Regions from separate parts of the Homo sapiens genome. Here regions 1, 2, 4 and 5 are each linked to region 3. Evidence: chromatin loops called from intact Hi-C (ENCODE). Cell type or tissue: heart right ventricle. All regions are shown on one strand. Region 1 has its middle 110 kb from the start of LINC01734. Region 2 has its middle 110 kb from the start of LINC01370. Region 3 has its middle 73 kb from the start of TOP1. Region 4 has its middle 120 kb from the start of LINC01370. Region 5 has its middle 91 kb from the start of SNORD154.

Region 1 (5,000 bases), 1.8 Mb after region 3:
TTTTTAAATGAGATGGAGTCTTGCTCTGTTGCCCAGGCTGGAGTGCAGTGGCTTGATCACAGTTCACTACAATCTCTGCTTCCTGGGTTCAAGCAATTCTCCTGCCTCAGCCTCCTGAGTAGCTGGGATTGCAGGTGTGTGCCACCACACCCAGCTAATTTTTGTATTTTTAGTAGAGATGGGGTTTCACCATGTTGGCCAGGATGGTCTCCATCTCCTGACCTCGTGATCCACCCACCTCAGCCTCCCAAAGTGTTGGGATTACAGGCGTGAGCCACCACATCCAGCCGAGAGGCTCTTTAATATGCAAATGGCTGGCCTCTTCAAGCTGTTCCCTCACTCACCTGGACTCTCCTCTTCACTCTCACCTTTCTTTCTCTCCTTTACCCCTGGATAAACCCTGACTGGGATCTGGAGGGCTGCCCCTGCCCAGAAAGAACAAGGTGGAAGGAGAGGGGTAGCTGAGCCTCATGGCATCCATGCCAGCCCCCATGTGGCTAGAGCCAGATCCCCGCACGCTACCCTGCAGGACTGACCCCTGAGGCTGCCAGAGCTCAGCCTCCCCACTGCTGGCCTCACTCAAAGTTCTTTTCTGGGCTGGGTTGGGAGTTAGGGCAGGGAGAAATCTCAATTTGTTGCACCTTTACCTTCCCCTCCCACCCCAGAAAATCTAGGTCTGCCTGTTCCCATGGGGAGTTCTGCTTCCACCAACGCACTGAGTACAACAGGAGGACAAATTCTGGGGACCGGGGGGGTTCCATTCTGGGTCTGATGGGGCCCAATTCAGCCAGGGTCCTCCTGCGGGTCCCCTCTCCTCTGACTTAAAAAGCCAGGATGCTAACTCAACTTCACCATTCCACAATGTATACATATCATGTTGTACATGATAAATATATATAATTTTATCAATTTAAAAAAAATTAAGCTCAGGTTTATATGTGATTTTATAAATACACATAGTTGTCTCATATAATTAGAAAATTATCCAATTTTTTTGAATAAAAATATATTAAGATATGTTATTTCAATGCTTCTAGACTGTGACTAGGAAAATCATATATTCTTTCAAGCACACCATTCCTGATTTCAATGCTGCTTAATTGAAGCAGCATTAATGGAGAACTTAATTTCATTTCCACAACTCAGTTTAGCTGCCTTGGAGATAAATATCTAAGGGTTTTATGATGGAGGTTAGAGTTATTGTTGTGTTGTTTTGTTTTCTAGAAAATTAATGCCCAAAAAAGCAAAGAATCGCAGAGAAATGGCCCCTTCATGAATGATCAATGAGGAATGGATCAGGAGTTCCAGGCTGTCACAGGGATCCAGGCTGCAAACTCCAAAAAAGGAAACATCAGCTTTAGAAGTGCTCAGAAGCCACCCCGTAACCCCTGCCGGCCACAGCTTCTAACACTTAGATGGAATCCTTTTAGATACTAAAACAAAAATAGATTATATCTCAGAAAGAGACACGAAAATGATTTGACACTATGTGTATAATCTAATTCAAACCATAGACCCCCTAATCGACATTTAATTGATGCAATAATGTTTGTTCATGACGGTAAATAAACAAAATATATAAACAGAAACATCTTCTTTGATGTTTAATGACTGCTTAGCAGCTATTTGGGTCAGAGCTACTGAGTCCTAATAAACAAATGCTTAATAATCAATTGAAATGCATTTCTCTGGTTATTGCCTTATTAAATCAGATCCAACTTCAGCTGAGGAATATTCCTTCCAACAGGAAGAAAATGGTTGGAAATGAAAAAGGTTGTGATGGCAAGTCCCTGTGTACCCTGCAAGTGAAATGGACGAGTTTCTCTCTCCATCCCTGCAATCACCTGGAGCCCATGAGAAAGCCACACTCCAGCCTGCAGGTACCCTGGGTCTTGTTGTGCTAAAACAAAGTGTCTCCTTTTCAGGTTTGACTGTCATTATAAATCCCCTTCTATTACCTCCCCTATGGGGTAATCCATGTAAACAAAACAACCCATGTAAAAAAAAGCAGTGTCTGACATGTTCCATAAATCCTCAAAAAGATGGTTATTTGCTACTGTCATTATTATTGTTATAACATTATTATTGTTATAACATTATTATTATAATCCTAACTTGCCACTGCTTTCTGAGCATGCGTGAAACTCTGGTCACCTGAGTTTTTGTTTGTTTTTCATAAAAGCCAGCCTTGTTTTTCAGTGCCCGAGTCAAGCCACATCCTGCTGTCCCAAACAGCAGCTCCATCAGCTCCAAGCCATGTCCGGGAAGGGCCACCACTGGCCATGGCCAAGTCTGCAGTCCGGGCCACCTCCAGCTGGAACTCTGAGCTCTTGCTCCTCAGGTGTCTGGAAGTTCACGCCAGCCTTTTCTGTGTCACCTCCAGTCCTCATGCTTCCAGGAAGTGAGCCTTGTGTTTGGGGCCCTGGAATGGACATCCAGGCTCTGTTTCTCACTCCTAAAGATTCCCCAGAGCCCAGCTCCTGGTGGCTGAGCCCATCAGTAACTCCACGAAGTCCCTTCCTACAGCTGCTCAGCCACTAGCCCCCTGGCAAGCCCCTCACTTCTCTTTCTGCTCCCCTCCTGCTCTTCTCCCCACTCCACTCCTCTCTAACGCAAGCCCCAGTGACTGGGATCTCTCTACCCAGGGTGAGCAGGAAACCCAGAAGTTGGCTGCCCAGCTACAGAGATAAGGAAGAGGTGCGTGTGGAACATTTAAGGGAAAGAATAATCACCAGGGCGACCAGAGGCCCACTGAAGAGACTGGGCAGGTGCTTGACGGTCCCAGGGAGCCATCGTGTGGCCAGTCTACATAATGACAAAAGGGTCCCTCTCCAGTGACCATCCGGTCTGGGCTCCTAAAGTCCCTATCCAGGACCCTTCTTTAGACCTCAGAAGTCCCACGGTTCACCTTCTTGGAAGGATGGGAAGAGAGGGAGAACAGAGAGGAGAGACTGACAGTAGAGGCCAGAGCAAGGAGAAGGAAAGGGTGCCCAGGGCAGTCTGTGAGGCTTCTTAGACAAAAGCTGTTCAGACAAGACCAAGAGCTCCTGAAAGAAAGGGGGTCAAGGGAAGAAAAGTCCCAGAGGAACAGAAAAAGCACAGCTACAAGGATGGAAACCCAGGCAGCCTCCACTGGAAAGCTGGATTTCCAACACCTCAGTGCAGGGAACTGGAAAAGAGGGACAGAATCAGATTCGGGAGTAGGGTCAGAGAGTTCCTCCTCCTCCTTCCCTTCCCCTCCCTCCTTCCCTTCCTTCCCTTCCCCTCTTCCTCCCCCTGCCCCTCCTCCTCCTCCCCTTTTCCTCCTCCCTTTCCCCTCCTCCCGTTTTCTATCCTCCCACTCTTCCTCCCCCTCCTCTCCCTCCCCTCCCCCTTCCTCCTCCCCTTCCTCCTCCCCTTTCCCTCCTCCTCTCCTCTCTATCCTCCTCCTCCCCCCTCCTTCCTCCCCTCTCCCTCCTCCCTCTCCTCCTCTTCCTGCTCCCTCCAATGCACCCTCCTCCCTCGCTCTTCCTCCCCCTTCTTCCTCCTGCTCCACTGCCCATCCTCCTTTTTCCTGCACCAACCAGACACAGGCTAAGACAGTACAATTGGTGGGACCCTGAGAAGCCATAAAAATCAAAAGTGCATCCCCCATGGCCCCTCCAGCTCTGGAGAGTTATCCCTGTCATCCTGCCAGGTTTGTGCAACCTCATTTTACAGAGCAGGCACCTGATGTGTTAGTTTTATTCCAAGTGTATGTGCTGACTTTGGAGAGATTGTTATTAAACACTCGGGCTTGGGAATCAGGCTGCCTACATTTGTGTCTTCAATCTACCTGGCTGTGTGAACTTGGACAGGCTGCTCAACTTCTCTGAGCCACCATTTCCAGAACTGTAAAATTAAGATATAATTGTACCCGGCCCCCCAGGTTGACATGAGGGTAAAATGTGATAAGACACATAGTGCTAGATATTTTCAGATGCAAGAGCTAATTCTGTTCCCCAAACATCCCAGGGCATCATGAGTACTAACATACCCCATTTTACAGATGAGAAGCTGAGAGAGGCTGAAATGATTGGGCAGAGGTTATACTGACAGTGGCTCAAGCCTAGGCTTGTCCAATTCCAAATTTGCATAAGAATTCATTGACCATGTCCCCCTACTTTGTGCAAGCTCTTCCCTCTGCCTACAATGCCCCTTTCTTTTGACTCAGCCAGAGAAACTATCAGACCCAGGCCAGAGGTCTCCTGCTCTGTGAGGGCTTTCTCTACCCCTCCAGACCCAGCAAAGCTCCCAGGAGACCAGCCCAGATCTTCATTAGCATGTGGATCACGTGACAGGATCATCACCTGTCCACCTGCCTGGCTCCCACTAGGTGGAAGCTCCTGGGGGCCAGGGCTGAGGCTATTTCCCTGCAGCTGTGTCCAGCTTGGAGCATTGAGTGGCATGGTGCGAGCAGGGAGGAAGGAAGAGGAGAGAGGAAGAAGGGGAAGAGAAAGGAAAGAGACAAGAAAAGAGGAGGGAGGACAGGAGGGAGAGCACAGGGGAAGCAGGGATGCAAATGAGGAAAACAGGAAGGAAGGGAGGTGGGAGAGAAGGAAGAGGGGGAAAGGAGGAAGGGAGAGAATAGGAGAGAGGGAAAGGAAGAGAAGAGGAGAGAAGGAAAGGAAGGGGAGGAGGGGGAGTGCAGAAATGAACAAAAAAGGAAGGACCGAAGGGAAAAAGGACAGAGGGCAAAAAGGAAGGAAGAGAGGGAGAGAAAGGGGGAAGGAAGGAAGGGAGGGAGGGAGGGAGGGAGGGAGGAAAGGAAAAAAGGAATGGAAATAGGGAGGGGGAAAATGGGAGGAAACGAGGGAAGGAAGAAAGGAAAAAAAGGGAAAGAGGGAAAGAGGGAGGGAGGGAGGGAGGGAGACAGTGCCCTACTTCTCACAGTTACCTTAGTGGGGGGTCTCTCTTCCTGGCAGAGGAAGCAGGCGTGGGTACCTCAGTACCAGCCACCTGGCCTTCTCCCAACACTTCCT
Region 2 (5,000 bases), 1.1 Mb after region 3:
TGCTGTTCACTAGAAAAGAGAATTGAAGAGCAGTTTTCCTAGAGTTTTCAGTAAAGTAGATTAAACTAATATTTCCAAGAGTTGACTTGTAAAATGAGAACCTAGAGAATTCATGAGTCTCTCAAGAGCTTGACATTATTCATAGAAAATGAATTTAAAATTTTTCTAGAAAAGGCTGTATACTTGCATGTGAGGGCACATCTATTGTGCTGAGTCCAGAATGTCACCAGATAAGTGTGACCATATGGCAGGACAGGATACTGAAATAGTTTCATATCCTTATGGAAACCACATCTCCCAGCAAATGAGGTTGCTCCTGGGAAGAGTTCCCTGCAATTTACAGAGGAAAAAAAAATCTGAAACATAGCTGGCCAGATGAGTACTCATTTTCTAGGTATAATACATGTTTGGTATATTCTTATCATCTTAAGAAAACTTCATCTATTATTATTTATTTTTGTCTATTTACTATGTAGTTGAGAGTCATATGTGTGTACATATCCCAAACATTTTCCTTTGAATTTCCAAAAGATTAATTTATATATCTATTTAATTATCTGTTATTAAAAACAGCAAACTATATCATAGTTATTTATCCATAATAGAATATATAACTACAAATAAATGAACTCTTGTACTGTTTTGTATCTTTTTTTTTCAACCCAAGATTCTACTCTATGTGATATTAACACTGACACATCCGTTGTTCTTATTTACATTTTCCTGATGCATATTTTCCAGATATATTATGTTTAAACTTTCTGAGACACTTTTTAAAAATTGTTCCTTTGAAGAGGTGCATCTTTGTTTTTAACCTGAACTGATGGTTCCTAAATATTAAAGGGTGGCATTATAATTTACATTTAATGTCATAAGAGACACATTTGCACTTCCTTCTATGATCTTATTTTATGTTTTCTGGATTTTATGCTTTCCTACCATTTCCCCTATTTCCTGTCATTAGCTAGATGAACTCTGCTTTGATTTCTTTAATCTCCTGCAGTAATTTGGGAGGAATCATCCTGTTTTTTATTTCTACTAAATTTTGCAAAATAATGTACTTGATCCAATATTTCTCTAATTATCAAGGTCAAAAAGAAACAATAGCTTTTGACTCAGTCCTATTTTAGTTGAGAAACTTAGCACATTTTATTTATTTATTTTTTTACTTCTTTTTTCACTTCCCAGTATTTCATAGTGCAATATGTGGTCTTGGACAACTGTTATTGTTTCCCACAGTATTTTACATTTTGGGTTATATTTATTTTAAAATTTAGAAAATCCTCCCTCTCATTTCTTTTAGAAGCATTCTTGGCCTTGTTCTTATTAATTTCTACTTTAATTGTTTTTGTTCAGTGTTCTTTTCCTTTGTTTTTGCAGGGTTCTCTTATGTGGATTGTCCCTCCAAGGCTGGTGTCCTGGGAACTCTGTTTTATGTCCTTGTTACCTCTCACTCCCTTTAGTCTCTTGGGTGCCCTCATAGATGCTCATGTGTGCGGCCATCACCCCTGTGCTTGTGTCTATTGGATCTCTATCCTCAAATCAGATTCTCTCTTGACTGCACCATTAGTATAACCAACTGCCTACTGGATAATATCTTTAATATCTCAGAGACACACACAGAACTTCGACAGAAATATTTACAGAAATACGGATGTCTAGCGTTATTGTGCTACCTCTCTAAGTTGGGGAATAGGTGTGAAGAACTAAACAATATTGAGGACCTATGGTATGCTATGGTATATTCATACATCACACCACTCCATTCTCATTTTGACACCCTCTGGTATAAAGACGTAGGTGCGTGCTCAATTCTAAAAGTGGACAAACTGAACGTCAGGAAGGTTAAGAAACGTATCCAAGACTTGGTTTGGGTTCTAAAACCCCTGATCTTCTATTTCTTCCACATTAAAACTTTGCTTTATCATTTCTCCTGATTTCCTTGACCTCTGCAGCTTGATTTCCTTTCTTTAAGAGCAGATCTTAGTCTTTCCATTTGGACTCATCTTTCTGGGTCATCCACTCCTTCCTAAGGGTATTTCTAGGTTTGATTCCACATGTAGAAAGGATGAAGAAGGAAGAGTTTCATTGCCTGCAATTGGCCAGGAGACCAAGTCCACTCTGCGGTGGGACTAGGGGCTGTTCTAGATCCTCAATTCCTCTGTTGTCAGGTCCTGGATCTTAAGGGGAATGGATGGGACCAACCATGGGAAGGGCATCCTATAGGCTTCTAAGAAATTAATTAGCATTCATAACTATTTTTCTTCCACTCTTTCCCACTTTACCTCAGAAGATGGGTGGGACTAGAATAGTACAGAGTTCTGCAAAACTGAACTACTGTGTTTGAAGTGCCATGTGGAAGCTTCTGGTTTGGTTTGGGTTCAGATGGATTCTTCCACTGGTCCTGTTTGTCCCCAGCTAGGTTTCTTTTCTGTGATATTTCAGGCCAACCTAAGATAGCACATCATTGAAATCATCAAGCTAAAGGATCTCTCAAGCTTCCATGTAAAGCAAATGTTAAGAATAGATCTTTCGTCTACCTATATTTTGGGTGGTACAAAATGCCTACATTCCTGAAGTCCTGCTTCTGCAGACCAAGGCCAACAGATTGTTCTTTGAATGTCTCAAAAGCTCTTTTTTTCTTATAATGCCAAATGCAATATTTTTTTGAAAATTCTACACCAGAAGTTTCCCAGCTGAGAAAACAGGCTTGTGAAAAATGGTTTCAGAAAATGTAATAAACCATGCAAAAGTTGTTCAGGATGCGTTTGAAATGAACATCTGGATATGAGTGCAAAATTACTCCTTTCCCCTCTTCCTCTTTCTCACAGCTGTTTGAAAGACTCCTGAGGGCAGGGAAGCAGGTCAATGAACTAAATTGCACCTTCCCCCCTCTTCCAAATCCTTTTGCACCTATGCAAGGAATCTAGCTCACATATGTGTTTAATAAGTGAGCACAAATACAAGAAAAAAAATTATCTCGATTCCTGTTGACTCTCTGCAGCAACTCCAAAGGAAAATAAACTCTGGATTTTAAATTTTTTCAAACAAAACTTATGGTTCTAATAAAATGTTGCTTTAAAGTTGACTTCTTTATATCAAGAACTGAACAAACCACCCATTTCTCTTTATTTCTTAAAAATGAAGGATTATTACATCACACTTTCCCCAAATGGAAGAAAATCCAGTTACCAAGGCTTTGCCTTTTAACTTATAATTGAGAAACATAAATGATTCTCTATGTTTTTACTGAATTTATCATTGCATCTGTTTATTACAAGTCCCTTCCGTAACTACTACTACAATACATACATCTAAAGATGGCATCAACTAGTTAAGTAGATCAGAAAGGAACACGTTGACATTTAATAGATCTTCATGAGATTATCAGTGTTCACAACAAATGCAGCAAATATGAAATAATTACCTCATATCAGAAGAATGTTTAGAGAAGTCTTTGGGGGGACCAGACAGATGTTTTCACATGAAAAGAGGCTGACTCATCAACCCTGTGCTGTCAGAGGCCAAAGTGGGCCTGAGGAAAAGAGGAGATTCACTACTTAACACAGTAGCTTTTGTCATTTGTTTCAAGCACTTGTCTCCTCTACTGGTCTCTGGGATTTTCTATGGTAGGGGAGGAGCCTTAGTCATCCCTGGATCCTTGTGCTGTACTGTCAACAGTACACAGTACATTGCATGTGTTCATTTGTTGAGCAAATGACTTGCTGAATAACTGGAAGCAATTCCTCATATAGATTTTCCAATTACTAGAAAAACTCCCTTATGAAAAAATGGCCAAACACTTGCAAAACATGTTTGAGGACTACAGAGGGCGTATTTCTTAGATTATGTGGAATCCAAGGCCCTCCCATCTTTTTGGTGTCTGAAATTCCTGTCCACATGCCAGAATTATCTCTCAGCAATCTTTCTTCCTCATATCCCTCATGTATGTTTACAGACATACCCTGGTTCTTACTAGGATCATTGTAGAAACAGTCTTTGAACTTGACCTCTGCTTCAAAGCTTCTTCTATCTAATCTATCCAGTTCTTTTCAGCTGGTTTTATTTTTATTTTTTTGAGACAGAGTCTCATGCTGTCACCCAGGCTGGATGCAGTGGTGCAATCTCAGCTTACTGAAACCTCTTCCTCTAGGGTTCAAGTCATTCTCATTCCTCAGCCACCTGAGTAGCTGGGATTACAGGCATGCACCACAATGGCCAGCTAATTCTTATATTTTTAGTAGAGACACGGTTTCACCAAGTTGGCCAGGCTGGTCTCGAACTCCTGGCCTCAAGTGATCCACCTGCCTCTGCCTCCCAAAGTTCTGGAATTACAGGTGTGAACCACCGTGCCTGGCCTTATTTTGTCTAACTGAGTTCCTACACAGTGCCAAGCACTGTGCACAGCAGTGAATACATACTAGGGTGCTATTGAACTGTATGGTAGAGATCACCTGCCCAGAATAGCAAAGTAGGCTTTCTGGGAGAAGCAAATTAGAAGGAAAACAACAATGAACCAGATGAAGAAAGCATCAAGGAAAAGGGTATTTGAGTATGAAGGAAAATTATTAATGGTATCTGATATAGTTTAGACATTTGTCCCCTCCAAATCTCATGTTCAAATATAATCCCCAGTGTTGGAGGTGGGGCCTAGTGGGAGGTGTTTGGATAATGTGGGTGGATCCCTCATGAATGGCTTGGTGCCCTCCTCTGAGGTAATGATGAGCTCTTGACTTTTTAAAAGAGTGTGGCACCCCTCCTCCTCTCTTTCCTTCTCTCTCACTGTGTGACACGCTGACTCCCCTTCCTCTTCCACCGTGATTGGAAACTCCCTGAAGACCTCACCAGAAGCAAATTCTAGTGCCATGCTTCTTCTAGAGCTGCAGAATCATGAGCCAAATAAATCTCTTTTTTAGTAAATTACCCAGCCTCAGGTATTCCTTTATAGCAACATAAAATGGACTAATAAAGTGTCATTGAGTTGAAACAGCATGGAAGAA
Region 3 (5,000 bases):
ATGATCCGGCCCAAAATGTCAGTAGTGCCAAGGTTGAGGAATCCTGGTCTGGAACGTTCTCAACTTGCTTTTTTCTAATAATAATAATGATTAATAATAATAATATATCTTGGAAATCTTTGCAGGTTAGGCAATATCTTTCTCTCATTCTGATGACTTCTGTGTCTTCTTTTGACTACATCACAGTCCATCCATCTCATCCCCTTTAGATTGATTTCAGGTTGTTTGTGACTTGGCGGTATTAATAGAAACATCCTTGTTATTCCCTGGTTTGGATGCTTGGGAGTGGGATTGCTATGTCAAAGGGGTAGTTATTGGTTGATTGATTTACTAAGTCCTCATATAGTGCTTCTATTTTAAATACAACAGGCACTTATTTATTATTGTTATTATTTTGAGATGGAGTCCTGTTCTGTTGCCCAGGCTGGAGCGCAGTGGCACAATCTTGGCTCACTGTAACCTCTGCCTCCCAGGTTCAAGCGATTATCCTGCCTCAGCCTCCCGAGTAGCTGGGATTATAGGCGCGCGCCAAGACGCCTGGCTAATTTTTTTGTATTTTTGGTAGAGACGGGTTTTCGCCATGTTGGTCAGGCTGGTCTCAAACTCCTGACCTCAGGTGGTCCGCCCGCCTCAGCCTCCCAAAGTGCTGGGATTACAGGCCACAACATCCACTTATTTTTAACTTTGATAGATACACTGCGCTTTTCCACAAAGGCTGTGCCAGCTGACCCTCTGTCCTTTCCTAGCTCAAAGCCAAGGTTTCAAGGAAAATGATACAAACAAAAGTTTTGAGTTATAGTTACTATGTCTTCAAGAGGACTAAAGGAAACTCAACCTTCCTAGGGTGGATGGGGGCCCAGTCTTGCCAGCCCCAATGGCAGCCCTTGCCATAGGCCCTCCACCATGTAGCTGGCAAGGGACAGACTTGTCCATCCCCATCAGCCCTGTGCAGCATGAAGGGGAAGAACTGGGACAGGCTGGGAGCCTCTGTTTTGCAGATAAGGCTCAGCAAGGCTGTGTGATTTGCCCACCAGCTCCGAGAAGTCACATCTTCCCAGAGCCCCTAGTGGGACGCCCATGGGTTGAGCAGGGGGAGAGCAGCGTGCAGAGTGAGACTGGGCTATGGTTATGGACACTGGAACTTCTCATAGTGACATCAGCTCAATACTCTACCAGGTCCCTCATGGCCCTGGGGCCAGGGTTGCCAGGTTTTACATGACATCTATGCAATATTTGGGACATTCTTACCCTAAAAAATTGTTCATTGTTTATCTGAGATTTGAAAGTAACTGAGCAACCGTGTTTACCTGGCGACCCTGCCTGCTGCTCTCTGCACCGTGTCTTCTCCATGGATAAAGGGGCAGGAAGGGGCAAATGGCTGGGACCAGACAATCTCTCCATTTCTCACCTACCCCTTTCTCCCTTCTCTCCCGCTTCCTTCAGAGTCTGAACATCCATATTCGAGAGCATGTTCTTGCCTACATGTGAATGGCAAGGCTGGAACGGAAGGCGGCAGACGTGTCCAGGGCAGCACTGATGGCCGGACTGACCCCACCTCCCCCCATCGTCCATACTTAGAGCCAGCGGCCACTGCAAGTGTAATTAGTCAATAAATCATCCCGAGTGATAAATAGAATGATAGATGCAGGTTTCACTTGATCACTTTTTTATTAAGGAGAAATAAATCAGCACCACATTGTTGCTATAAACCTTTCAAACTGGTCAGATCCTGGCTGGTAGGAGCTGATTAACATGGCCACGTGTAGAGACCATTTGTAGCTGATCATTGAGATCAATCAATCCCTGTCAAGTTCCCTTCTTAGAAGAGGTGGCAGAAGCCAGGTGCTGTTCCACCATCCACTGCTCCTGTGGCTTCTTGCCGCAGGGGCAATGGGGAGAGTGTGAGCGTGCTTTGGTGCCAGACAGCCCAGATTTGAATCCCAGCTGAGCCACCAACCAGCTGTGTAACCCCGGCTAGCTGTCATCCCCTCTCTTGGCCTCAGCTTCCTCTTCCCGAACAAGAGCGTGACACCAGGAACTTCCTTAGAGAGTTTTTCTGAGCATTGTGGTGTCAAACTTCTTGGTTTCAGGACCCTATTATGTGCCTAAAAATTGTCAAAGACCCCCCCCACCATGAACTTTTTCTCTATGTGAGCTCTATCAATATTTATTATATTAGAAATTAAAAAAAATTTACTTACTGACTTAAACAATCATAAGCCCAATACATATCAACATAAATAACATTTTTATTGAAAAATAACTATTTTCTAAAGTAAGAAGAATGTGAGAAGAGTGTCATTGTACTCTATTTTTTGCAAATCTTTAGAGTCTCATATCTACTTTTTTTTTTTTTTTTTTTTTTTGAGACAGTGTCACTCTGTTGCCCAGGCTGGAGTGCAGTGGCTTGATCTTGGCTCACTGCAACCTCTGCCTCCTGGGTTCAAGTGATTCTCATGCCTCAGCCTCCCAAGTAGCTGGGACTACAGGCATGCACCACCAAGCCTGGCTATTTTTTTTGTATTTTTAGTAGAGATGGGGTTTCACCACGTTGCCCAGGCCGATCTCCAACTCCTGAACTCACGCAATCTGCCGCGCTCGGCCTCCCGAAGTGCTGGGATTACTGGCAAGAGCCACCACACCTGGCCTCATATTTACTTTTGCATTCAATCTGATAAGTTCTGATAAGTTGTTTTGGTTCAAGGGTATGAAGAAAATCCGGTCTCATTCCAATATGCAGTTAGAAAAAGAAGGAAGGATTTTAATAGTCTTTTCAGGTAATTGTGGCTATATCAAGTAGCCTCTGGAAAACTCCTCCATATATCCATGGAAGAATGAGAGTCAAAAGGCAAATAATATCTTAGCATTATTATGAAAACAGTTTTGACCTTGTGGACCCCCTGAAAGGGTTCCAGGGGCCTCCAGGGTCCCCAGACTCCAATGTGAGAACCACTGAAATGGAGACAGCCTGGAGAAGGGCCTGGACACAGAGGTGGTCTTCTGGAGACGCTGAATCCTGTCCCTGGCCTATGTCTTGCTAGGTCTTAAAGAGCCTATTTTCTTCTCCTCCCACACACCCTCTATGGAGGTAGTGCTGATGTCTTTCTGTGCTCACCCAGGTCCTCTGCCCACCTCCTCCCCCTGCTCTGGCCCTGGGGTCTGACTTATGAGTGTATTACAAGCTTCCAACTTCTGGAATGGGTTCAACCAATGGGAGGTTCTAGCCGGAGACTGGAGGGTGGGAGGACAGTGAGGTTTGGGACATTTATTTCTCCAGCTCCCTCCCCACCAGGTTGGTGGCTGAAGCTGCAGCTGCTGTTGGCAGCCCCTTCTCTCCCTAGCCCCCACTAACTGCTCTCCTCCTTGTCCCTGCAGGCCTTGGTGTGGTAAGGGTTCCCCACTGTTGCTGTTCATGGAGTGTGGCACCATCCTGGTGTTTTGCTCACTTAAAAAAAAAATTAAACCCTCCTCAATTACTACCTGTTTCCTTTGGGATTCTGACTGATGCATGGTTTTCTGGGAAAACTTCCGTTTTTGGATAAAACCGGAGGAAATACACCGAATGAGGAATGCGAGTAACTCCACCCCATCCAATTGCATGGGCTTCACGGTTTGGTTTACAAAGTGCCTTCCCAGCCTTCATTTATGAGTTCCTCGGTAGAACCTCCGAGAGGCCAGGCTCAGAGAGGACAGACCTGCCTAAGGCCACACAGTCGTGAAATGATCTTGGCTTGTGGGGTCCTAGATGCCCTTGTGACCTACACCACTTCCAAGAGCTATGTGGGTCTTGAGGATCCCTGCTTCCTGGTCCCCCCTTGCTGTGGTTGTATCTATCCTGGAACTCTCTGTCCAAATCCCTCACCCCATCTTCTGCAACCACAGCAAGTGTTCATATCAGGTCCTTCCAGCCTCCTCCTAGCTGGGTGCTCCTTAGCTGGTGCTACACCTTTAGCTCTGCCCCTAGCATGGCCTATAGAAGGCTGATGCTCACGTGCCCAGGGCCCATGGCTGCCCCAACCATTTTCCCTGCTCTTGACCAAGCCTCCTCTCTTTTCATGACTCCATGCCTTTGCCCATGTTCTTTCTTCTCTCGCCTGTCCTCCCTGGACAGACATGTGCTCATTTTTTGTCGTCTGGAAAGCCTCTCCTGACTGTGGCTCTTCGTTCTTCCCTGCAGAACTAAGTTCTTCCTCCTAGGTGCTCCCAGAGCTCTGTGCACATCTTGGATGTGTCAGCATTACACCTTGCTATAGTCTCTTTCTCCCTCCTTCTCCTCCTCCTCCTAATTCTTCTTCCTTTCTTTGTCCCCACCCCCCTCATTTCTTACCATGCTCCTGACCCCTCAATGTGTGTATCAGTTAGCTACTGCTGTGTAACAAACCATTCTAAAACTTTGTGGTTAAAAACAATGGCTGTGTATGTAACTCATAATTCTGTGGGTCAGCTGGGTGGTTCTGCTGATCATTGCTGGGCTTGGCTGAACAGTTTTACTAACTCTCAGCTGGGGATCCCTCATGTGTTACTGATTTTTGGCTGATCTAGCACAGCCTTGACTGGGATGACTCATTTATGCTCTGCGTGGTCTCTCACCCTCCAGCAGGCTAGGCCAAACTTGTGCTAATGGTGACTGAGCAGGGTTCCAGGAAAAGCAGCAGAATCATGCCCAGCTGCTCGAGGCCCACGCTCGGAACTGGCACGGTGTCATTTCCAGCACATTCTATCAGGCAAAGCAAGTCACCAGGCCAGCCCAGATTCAAGGGATGGGAAAATAGACTTCACCTCTTGATGGGAGGAGCTGTAAAGTCTCATTGGAAGGGATGTGGGTACAGGGAAGGAAAAAATTTGGGCCACCTTTGCAATAAATCTATCTCAACTAAAGCTAGCTGAGAGAAGATTCTAAAGCTCACGAGTAATTTTTATAGTCCAAACTCTTGACTATGGCCTACAAGGCCCTATATGGACTAGCCCTACCAACTTCCTCATCCTTAGCTTGCACCACG
Region 4 (5,000 bases), 1.1 Mb after region 3:
TCAAGAGGAATTCATTCCCAAAGTTTGTAAAACTTTCCAGAAACGACCTTCAGCCTGCCACCTAGGCAGCTGGGTTGACGCTTACATAATACTCTTAAGCAACCCTTTGAATCAAAGCCCTCTAAATTATCAGCTTTTCTCCCTCTCTTGTGCACCCTATACCACTGTCTCAGAAAGTATATAAATGCCTTCTTTGAGTTATTTTCTGACTTGGGGTTTCTACCTGGTTTCTGGTCCTTGCTGGAACTCAGCACCTGATACTTGGTTTAAAGGAAGCCTCAGGTCTGTTTCCTACTTCAGTCACAGAGAGAGAGAAAGTTATTGACTAATACAGTTTCTCTCACTAATTATTTCCTACCTCTGATTTTCCACTCCAGGAGTCTATGATTTTTAGGTGGTATGGAGTCTGAATTCAGTTTGAAATAGAGAGAAGTTGGGCCCTAGACAGCATGTGCTAAAGGCCTTTGCTGAACAAAAGGACCCCAAAACAAAGTCAGAGAATAGTTTCTTCCAATTATCATTTGGCTTTACATTGTCATTACATACATATTGAAATCCTTGATTTCACAGGGTTTTACATAGCTAAACTACAGATGGAGGGAGTCAGTGAATTAAAGCCTTTGATGAAGGCCAGGTGCTGTGGCTCATGCTTGTAATCCCAGCACTTGGGGAGGCCAAGGCAGGCAGATCACTGGAACTCAGGAGTTTGAGACCAGCCTTGGCAACATGGCAAAACCCATCTTTCCCCAAAATACAAACGTATCAGCCAGGAGAGGTGGCGCACACCTATAGTCGCAGCTACTAAGGAGGTTGAGGTGAAGGATAGCTTGAGCCTGGGAGGTAGAGGTTGCAGTGAGCCGAGATCACACCACTGCACTCCAGGCAGGGTGACAGAGTGATATCCCATCTCGAAAAAACAGAACAAAACAAACAAAAAGTAAGAAAACCTTGGGTGAGTCCTGGGGTACAAAAGAGAGCTGTTATCCTTACACATACACACACACACACACACACACACACAAATACACACACATTGAGCATCTATTATTACACTGGAAAATGTTGATCCAAAGGTGAACAACTATGAGTTCTGTCCCCACCTCTCACCTCTGGCCCTATGAAGCTTATACCTTGATGGGGAAACATATATGAATCAAATAACTACCAAAATATATGTTACATATTAACAGTGATAAACACTTCTAAAAGAGAGGTACACTCATGCATGCTGGGCTTAATAACTAGGTGGTAGGTTGATAGGTGCAGCAAATCACCATGTCACACACTTACTTATGTAACAAACCTGCACACCCTTCACATGTACCCCACAACTTAAAATAAAATTTAATAAGGAAAAGAAAAAGAAAAAAAAGAGAGAGAGAGGTACAAGTACTGTGAGGACATATTAAAAGGGAGATGGTTCTACTCAGAAAGGTTTTTCTGAAGAAGCAACAAAACTGAGGGGTACATAGGGTTAGCCAGATTCAAGGGTGTGACAGGGAATGGAAGCCCAGCTGGCACTGAGGTCCTGTGACCAGGGGAATCCATGCTCTTTTGAGGAACTGAAACAAATCTGGTGTGAGTGGAGTCCAGAGAAGAAAGGAGGGGGAGGAGGGGCTTGACTCCAGCTGAAGCTGGAGTGATTGTGGAAGTATGTTGGTCTTCATTTTAAGAATCCGGGGAAGTGATGCAGGTTTTGAAGCAGAGGCAGCAGGGCCAGATTTCTGTTCCTGCACGAGTGGTCTTTCTGCCATGTGGAAACAGATTGGAGGAGGGCAAGAGAGGATGTGAGGAACAGGCCAGTTAGGACTGCACTGCAGTCTTCAATGGTAGAGACGGGCTGCTTACACTGTGGAGGTGATGGGGCAATGGGAAGAAATGGGGAGTTCCAAGAGGGAGTTAAGTGATTAAATCAAAAGAACTCACATTAGCATGGCAGGAGTAGGGGAGAGGGAGGTGTTAAGGATGACAAACCGTTTATAAAACAACTGGATGTTGTTCTCTGAAACAGGGATCTCTGAACAAACACCAGGCAGGGAGGTCAGGGTGGCCATGAGTTAGTTTTTAGATATTTTGAGTTGGAGGCGTTCCCTGACCTCCCAGACAAAGATACACAGTTATGAAATTTGAATGAGCATTCTAACTTGGAGGGAGATATTTTGTAACGGGAATTTAAAAAGTAGAAATGACAAAAGTTACTATTTGTTGAATATTTACTCTGTCCCATGGTTAGGAATCTATTATCTAATTTAAACGGTACAGGACTCTGTATGAAAAGACTGATTCTCCCATGTTACAGATGAGGAAGAGGAGGCCCAGAGGGAGCAGCATCTTCAAGTTCTTAATGACTGTGTCACACTGCCCCCTGCTGAGCAGCTATTACGTGCCAGGCTCTCAGGGCGTTTGCATTCCAGTAAGATGGGCTCACGGGTTTTTGTGTCTTCCATAGCAAACTGAAAGAGAACTCATGTGGTAGGAATTTCTGCCATGTGCCTATTAAACTGACATTTGTCTGCAACAAACAACCCACTGGTATTCACATGCACAAGTACATAGGCACACCTGTGCACACAACTTTCTCACTAGTTTCCTCTCTTCACTTTTCTCCGCCAGGATTATTATTTATTTTCTTCTGATACCTGGTTTTAGGTTGCCCAGTGGCAGGTAGGCTAAACATGATGAACTTCGCCGTGCATCCAACAAGAAACACACTCTATCAGCCTTTAATTTCAGAGTCTTAGACAAACAGGGAAGGGATGGGAGACCAGCAGTACTCTTCTTCTGTAAGGTCAACTAAAACTCTTGCTTGCTGTAGGCAGCTTCCTCCACTTACCTATCTGAGTATTGTTCTGAGGATGGTAAGAATGCCACTTCTAAAACTAGCTGAGAAGCAGAGATAGGCTTACTGCAGCATCTAAAGAAAGAAGAACATTTATACAGCATGATCCCTTCAAGCATGTTCTGCTTTTGCCCAAACATTTAACATGACCATGGAAGAATTTCACTATACCCATTACTCAGAAAAGTTTGAGATTTGAAACTGCAAAATTTTTCATAGTTTTCATGGAACAAAACATACAGATCAGTACTGAAAATATAAATCACTCTTAAACATTTGGTTCTTACTATTTTTGTAAAAAGTAGCACAATTGGAAGATAAATTATGCCCCTGTGTTGACATGTATGTATGTGTGTGTGTACAGAAAAAATAAACAAATTTTCAATGATCCATTTTGGATTTAATTAAAATTCAGTTTTGTCTGTAGTCAAGCGTATTTTTGCTGTTTGAAATAATATAAATCTCCTAATCTAAAGACCCTGGCTGGGCACTGTGGTTTATGCATGTATTCCCAGCAATTTGGGAGGCTGAGGTGAGAGGATTGCTTGAACCCAGGATTTCAAGACCAGCCTGAACAACATAGCGAGACCCTGTCTCTACAAAAAAAATTATCCAGGCATAGTGGCATGTGTCTATAGTTCTAGCTACTTGGGAGGCTGAGGCAAGAGGACTGCTGGAGCCCAGGAGTTCGAGGTTGCAGTGAGCTATGCTTATGCCACTGCACTCAAGCCTGGGTAATAGAGCAAGACCCTGTCTCTAAAAATGAAAATAAAATTATTGTCTATAAGATCAGTGACAGTGATGACAGGAGCAATTTTTATCACAAAGTGAGAAGTCTCAAACAATTGAGACTATTGCTGGAATTTTCTCCTATAAATACTATACAACTTGTCTTCCTATATTCAATCATAGTTTTCATGTATTTTAATTCTCCTAAAACTTATATCCAAAAACATAAAATAAATAATATTTAGATTACCCATTGTTAGACAATTCAAAACAATGCCATCTTTAAGCAGAAAATCAGTGCTAACTTCAAGGATTATCTGAGGTCATTGGCCTTTCTCAAACAAATGAGAGAATACACAAACCTATGTTCAAAGGGGAACATATCATTTGAAGAAATTTTTTTGGCAATGTTATTATGACTTATTTTTACTTAAAAAGTAATATATGCTTATTATAAATCATTCAACTATTAAAAGGGATAGAAAATGGCCCCATTTGAAGGAGGGTGGAGAGAGAATATTAGCTGCTTTTCCCACAGTTTCCCTTATTATAAATCATTCAACTATTAAAAGGGAATAGAAAATGGCCCCATTTGAAGGAGGGTGGAGAGAGAATATTAGCTGCTTTTCCCACAGTTTCCCTAACGGCATCTGAAAGCAAAGTTCAGTATAACTCATTTAAAAAATCATAAAATTGTTCACATTGGTGGAAATACAATGCAGGTAATGCTACCAAACCCAGATCAAAAGCAACTCTAAGAGGTTCCATATTTCTGTCTGAGGCCAGTTCCTCCACCCACCTGTGCTCTAGATGCCATTCAACTTTGTTTCATCCCTAACTTTGCACTCTTTCTACAGTGGATCCTCCCAGAATATCATCTGCTCAAATCTCTCTTTTCTTAAAAAAAAAAATCTTTGATTTTACTTTCCTCTATTTTTCTGTGTTTTTTTAACAGCAGCATTCTCAAAAAGGTGTCTGCATCACTACATCCATTTCCAAGAACTTTACTCCAATTTGGTTTTCATTACCATCACTCCAGGAAATAGTGTCTGGTTAATTCCATCAGAAGTTATCGGGTCATTAAATAAAATGAACACTTTTAAATCTTTTTAATCATTCATTCAACAACTAATTTTTGAATAATTTCTATGTACCCTAGTTCTTTATTAAACATCAAAGTTGATTTATCAAACAAACATTTAAAAACCAATTTTGTCTTAGTTTTAACGTTGCTGCAGAGGGCGTTTTCCATTGTACCTATTAGTGCCCCCATTAGAAGGTTTTATGTAATATATTTCTTTTCAACTGTATCTGTGGCAAGATACATAAAATGAAAAATAATATATTATTTCTCCCTAAAAATCATTCTATTTCCTCTTTTTGTTAGACTTTTCTTTTAACTCTGGCCACCAGGAAGCTCAAAAGCATTACC
Region 5 (5,000 bases), 150 kb after region 3:
GCCCCCGCCCTTGCCTCTGATAACATTTACAGTAAATCTATTGCACTGACCATTAAATCCGAGGCCGCCTCAAGCGATCGCTTCAGTGGGGTGCTGACAGGCTGAGAGTTAATAATGACGCAGACGCTAACCTGTTTATTGATTTGCTTTTTGTACCCTTCATCCTCGCTCACTCCTTTTCCCTCTTGGAGGAGAAATCTTGGAATTAGTAATCAGGTGACAACCTCACCCCCCTTCTGTTCCCAGCCATGTCATCCTGCTTAAACTCTTGGAGATAAATTACCGCTACCTCCCCGGCCCCTGCCAGCCATTCACTCTCCAGTTACTCAGCACAAGATGCCGCATCTGTCACTGGAGCCAGCAGACAGAAAAAAACATTAACACAGACATGAAAAGCTTTTAACTTTGACAAGAGGAGCGCAGGAAAGTTTTATATTTAGCCCCTCCAGCAGAGGCCACGGTCAATCCATTAGGGTGGCTTGTCAGACTCAGGGTGAGGTGGGAGAGGGCTGGGACCAGGGGCTGGGAGGGTGTGGGCGTCGCTGGCTCCGGCTTGAGGAGAATGGACATGCGCCCAGGACACCCACTGCCCCTCCTGTCCCTCAGCTCAGGAAAGAGGGAGGCAGGACAATTGGACAGTGAAGTCATTAGGAACTTGGGGAAGATTGGGCCTCTGTTTCTGGTGAAAATAGAGATTTTAACCTCCATTTAAAGATTTCAAGATGTGGGGTCGCATAAAGCTGACCCGTTTTGTGACCGTGGCATTGCCAACGTCCACAAAAAAAGAGGATCTTTTTATGGAAGCCTCAAAAAGTAGCAAAGAGAGGCTGGCTTCACAGGAGGCAAAACTTAAAAAAAAATTCATTTTCTCCCCAAAGCCAATCATTTCAGGCTGAGAATGATCCCTGACTCCTCTTGTTCCGCCTCATCTCCCATTCACCCACACACCACCTCCCAATTCTTTCTCAAACTGAACCCTTTCTGGCTCTGGCCCCTTCTCTCCCTCTCCTAAATCTATCCTTTTCTCTTCCTCAAGAAAGGGTTTTAGAAGTAAAGAAATCACATGTTTCTCAGCATTTTCACCCCCACCCCCACACCGCCCCACAACTATCCCTGTGTCTTTCTTCAATCTATGCAGCAAGGGTTAGCGTTCTCAGCATGCTGGGATGGGGGAGAGATGATAAGTGCACACCTACAAATATACATGTGCATTACTGCTCCAGGGCAGGAGTGGCTGGAATGGCTCTGTGGAAGCAACAGAAGTTGAACTTGCCTTAGAGGAAATAGAGGATTTTTTTTTTTTTTTTTTTTTTTTGAGATGGAGTCTCACTCTGTCGCCCAGGCTGGAGTGCAATGGTGTGGCGATCTTGGTTCACTGCAACCTCTGCCTCCTGGGTTCAAGTAATTCTCTTGCCTCAGCTTCCCAAGTAGCTGGGATTACAGGCATCACCACCATGCCCAGCTAATTTTTTATTTTTTAGTAGAGACGGGGTTTCACCTTGTTGGGCAGTCTGGTCCCAAACTCCTGACCTCAAGTGGTCCACTCACCTTTGCTTCCCAAGGTGCTGGGATTACAGGCATGAGCTAGCTCTCTCAGCCTACAGGATTCTTTGAGTAGTGTTTGCAAGTGGTGTATGGAGGGGCTGGGGTGGAGGCTCCAGGTTGGATCCACAGTGCAGTCCAAGCTCAGGCAATGCCTTTGGTGTGCTTAAGGAAGAGAATGTAGCCCGCTGGGGCAGAGAACCATGTGGGTGGAGACCAGGATGTGGGGACGCCTTCAGAATCTTCCTTAGGCTGGGCTCCTCCCACAGCAGCCTTGACAGAAGAATTCAGGTGCAAGGGGTTTATTTGGAAGGTGATCCCAGGAAGCGTGGGTTGGGAGTTGTGAGTAAGACAGGGAAGGAATGGAAGCCAATATAAGGTGAATTAATGAGCAGGTTGTTGCTTTGGGCAACTGGGACACCATCTTGCTGGGGACTGCAAGGCAGAACACACCTCAGAGTTGCCCTAGCCCTCTGCCACTGGGAGAGATTAAGCTGGAACACTTAGTTGCTAACTTCCTCCCATCACTGGTTGAGGGCTGGTCTGGGGTGGGAGGGACATAAATTCTCTGGTTCTTCTGGTCTACCCTACCTAGGCCAGGGAAGATGCGCAGGAGAGCATCTCAAGTACTTGCAGTAAGAAGCTTTGATGTTTACAGACACAAGTGAGGCACCAACAGCACTGCTAGAAAACTCCCAACCATCAGAAAATGTCTTCCATGCTTCAGACAAACAACCCCCTGGAAGGTTTTGGAGCAAGGGTGGTTTTTGCTCTCCATAGTTTCTTGGGATGAACTTGCAGCAGAATGAGAGATAGTATACTGACGTTTCTTCTCCACAGACTGAGTCATATTCATCTTTATATTGTGGTGCATATTTTACAGGGTCTGGCTCATAGTAGGTGCTCAAAAAATATTGAACACGACTTCATTAATGTCACTGTTTTTGCATTTATCTCCTTTCTTTGAGTTTAAGAGCTTCTGGAGGGCAGAGAGTAGGTACTGGTAGATTTTTACCTTCAGAACTGAGCATGGGGCTGTGTACAAATTAGGGGTTCAGAGAGGGTTTGTCAAAGGAATGAAGAAATAAAAATATTTAGGACTTTTCAGGGGACTCGGTAAGTGGGTTTGAACAGACAGGCCCTATGGATCCTCGCCTGAAGCTATAAGAAGGAGGATGCCTCAGACCAGGTAAACTGAGGGTCCTTTCTCAGGCTGTAGGGAAAGGACAGGGTGGTGGAGGAGAAGATGGATTTGGATTATGGGAGTGAGGAGGGGCTAGGGCAAAGGTGAGCTGCACACAATATATGGACTGTTCAGGGATCCCTGACAGTAGGAGCCAGAAGCTCAGCCCCAGATTGAGATGGAGTCCTGGAGGCAGGAGATCAGCTGTGGATAGGTGGTGCTGGAGGCACCATCCTTCCTCCCTGTCTCCCTGATTCCCCTCACCTTCCTTCACCCAGCCTCAGGGTCCCAACCAAGGCTGGCAGGATCTGGTAGGCTCTGACTAGAGTCTTGCATTTTTAATACGGACTCAGGATCGCCAAGTGTGGAGACTAAATCCCCCCCGGAAGGCAGTCATTCCTTCTCAGCAGCAGCTCAAACTATTCCAGGAGCTCCTGGAGAGGCTTTTCCCCCCAACTTCTCAGGGCTCAGGCAAGTGTGGAGATGGGGGTTTGTCTCCAGAATATGTTAGCTCTGTTACAGTCCTCTCTATGGGGCCCAAAGCTGGCTCAGTTTCTAGAAGAGACTTCTCCAGGAGCCCTACATGGCAAGAATGGTGTCTATCCTGCATGGGAACAGCTTCCCCCGGGCAGGTGAGGGTTCCAGCCACAATAGTGTTGGAAGAAGAAGCTGTCTGGGGCCCTGCAGGCTAAGATATCATTTCCCCAATGCCAGACGAGGTGAGTCCTTGGCCGCCGGACAGGGCATAATAGCTCTTGCTTTGTGTATGGTGATAAAGGCTGAGAGAAATTAAGCTGGTGCAGATCTGTGTCTCCTGTAGCAGCCACAGTTGCTGAATCCGCTGTTTCTGAGAAAGTGAAATTTCAGTCCCTCCGCTCCCTCTTATCAGCGGGGCTGTCAGGGCATGTGGGGAAGGGTCAGCCAACCTCCCATGCCTCTTGGTAGAAAGTGGACATTCTTGTGCAACACATATCTACACTGATGTGGCCAGTCTGGCTGGTGATGTGGTCTAGACACATGTAGACCTTGGTGTGAGGGAAGCTGCAAAGAACTCCTCTGTGTGCCCACCTGACACCTGGCTGCTGCTACAGTCTGAATGTTTGTGTCCCTCCACTCCTCAAATTCATGTTTAGAAATCCTAACGCCCAAGGTGATGGCATTGGGAGGTGGGGCCTTTGGGAAGTGATTAGGTCATGAGGGTGGAGACTTCATGATAATCCCATGAATGGGGTTATCACCCTTATAAGAGGGGTCCCAGAGAGCTGCCTTACCCCTTCCACCATGTCAGGACACAGGGAGAAGTCACTGTCAATGAGGAGGTAGGCCCTCACCAGACACCCAGTCTGCTGGCACCTTGTCCTTGCACTTCCCAGCCTCCGGAACGGTGAGAAATAAATTTCTGTTGTTTATAAGCCACCGAGTTGATGGTATTTTGTTACAGCAGCTTAAATGGACTAAGACAGCTGTGTTGGGAGTGGGCAGGGGGAGGGTGCGGAGGGGGATAGTTCATGCCTTGCCCTCCAAGGAAATGATGCTGCTGCTCTCTCCCTTACCTCCCACCTCTTATGACACAGATAAGAACAGTTTTACATTGGGAAAGGTCAAGACGCAGAGAAAATGGGCTAGAGGGCTGTGGACAAGGAGGCAGGGGAGAGAAGAAGAGTCCACTCTGGTGAAGTGCTGAGGAGGCTTTTGTGGAGTTTGGAGTTAGGTGTGGATGGAAAACGCTGAGGCCTTGCCAGAGTCTGCCATGTGTCTACCCAGTCCCAATTCCTCTATCTCCTAGGCTTGCAGCTTTCCTTGCAGCTAGATGGGGCCATGGTCTGATTCTGGCTGATAGACAATGGATGGCAGTGATGTACACTGCTTCCAGACCCTACAGCTCCCCATGCAAAGATCCATCCTCTCTTTCTTCATCTGCTGGCTGGGTGGAGAGGACTTTAAGGATCTCGGGAAGGCCAGAGATACAGGTGGAAGGGCTCTCAGCCCTGAGCCATGACCTGGAGGAGAACGATTAAGCCAGAAATACCCACATTGCTCTCTTGCAGTTCATTCATTTTTTCCCCTCATTCACTTATTTCCCAGTTCTTGATGAGTGCCTTCTCTCTTCTAGGAACTGGCAGGGGAGGGCATGGTCCCTGCCCTCAGATATAACTGGAGTGTGTGTTTATCAAAAGAGATGCAGAAAGAGATAAGACAGGGGCTGGGTCTAGGGCAAATGGAAAGGGGCCTTGGTGAGCATGGTGAAAAATTTGCATTTTATTCTGAATGACAG

Evidence for each region. Hi-C counts contacts between places; a loop is a spot of excess contacts. Peaks named below come from ENCODE experiments on the same cell type or tissue, not always from the same donor. Only the 100,000 strongest peaks of a DNase experiment are listed, where the experiment ranks them.
Region 1: a loop joins it to region 3, with 5 times the contacts of the local background. A loop is called at or near these places in 35 of 110 quality-filtered maps.
Region 2: a loop joins it to region 3, with 4 times the contacts of the local background. A loop is called at or near these places in 40 of 110 quality-filtered maps.
Region 4: a loop joins it to region 3, with 4 times the contacts of the local background. A loop is called at or near these places in 40 of 110 quality-filtered maps.
Region 5: it touches region 3 in a loop (2.5-fold over the local background); 27 of 110 quality-filtered maps call a loop at or near these places.

What each region holds. Positions count from the first base shown.
Region 1 is chr20:39,110,034-39,115,033 of GRCh38, reverse strand. No RefSeq gene overlaps it. Among named protein-coding and RNA genes, the nearest start is that of LINC01734, 110 kb to the left of the region's middle. RefSeq lists enhancers at 2,323-2,824, 4,849-5,000. In heart right ventricle, a CTCF peak has its summit at 2,796 (motif pointing left); a DNase peak (open chromatin) is centred at 2,767; H3K27me3 peaks cover 1,797 bases.
Region 2 is chr20:39,892,086-39,897,085 of GRCh38, reverse strand. No RefSeq gene overlaps it. Among named protein-coding and RNA genes, the nearest start is that of LINC01370, 110 kb to the left of the region's middle. In heart right ventricle, no CTCF peak of the experiment used is centred here; no DNase peak of the experiment used is centred here; H3K27ac peaks cover 660 bases.
Region 3 is chr20:40,953,633-40,958,632 of GRCh38, reverse strand. No RefSeq gene overlaps it. Among named protein-coding and RNA genes, the nearest start is that of TOP1, 73 kb to the left of the region's middle. In heart right ventricle, no CTCF peak of the experiment used is centred here; a DNase peak (open chromatin) is centred at 1,962.
Region 4 is chr20:39,883,583-39,888,582 of GRCh38, reverse strand. No RefSeq gene overlaps it. Among named protein-coding and RNA genes, the nearest start is that of LINC01370, 120 kb to the left of the region's middle. In heart right ventricle, a CTCF peak has its summit at 2,362 (motif pointing left); DNase peaks (open chromatin) are centred at 1,602 and 2,362.
Region 5 is chr20:40,802,637-40,807,636 of GRCh38, reverse strand. No RefSeq gene overlaps it. Among named protein-coding and RNA genes, the nearest start is that of SNORD154, 91 kb to the right of the region's middle. In heart right ventricle, no CTCF peak of the experiment used is centred here; no DNase peak of the experiment used is centred here; H3K27me3 peaks cover 2,229 bases.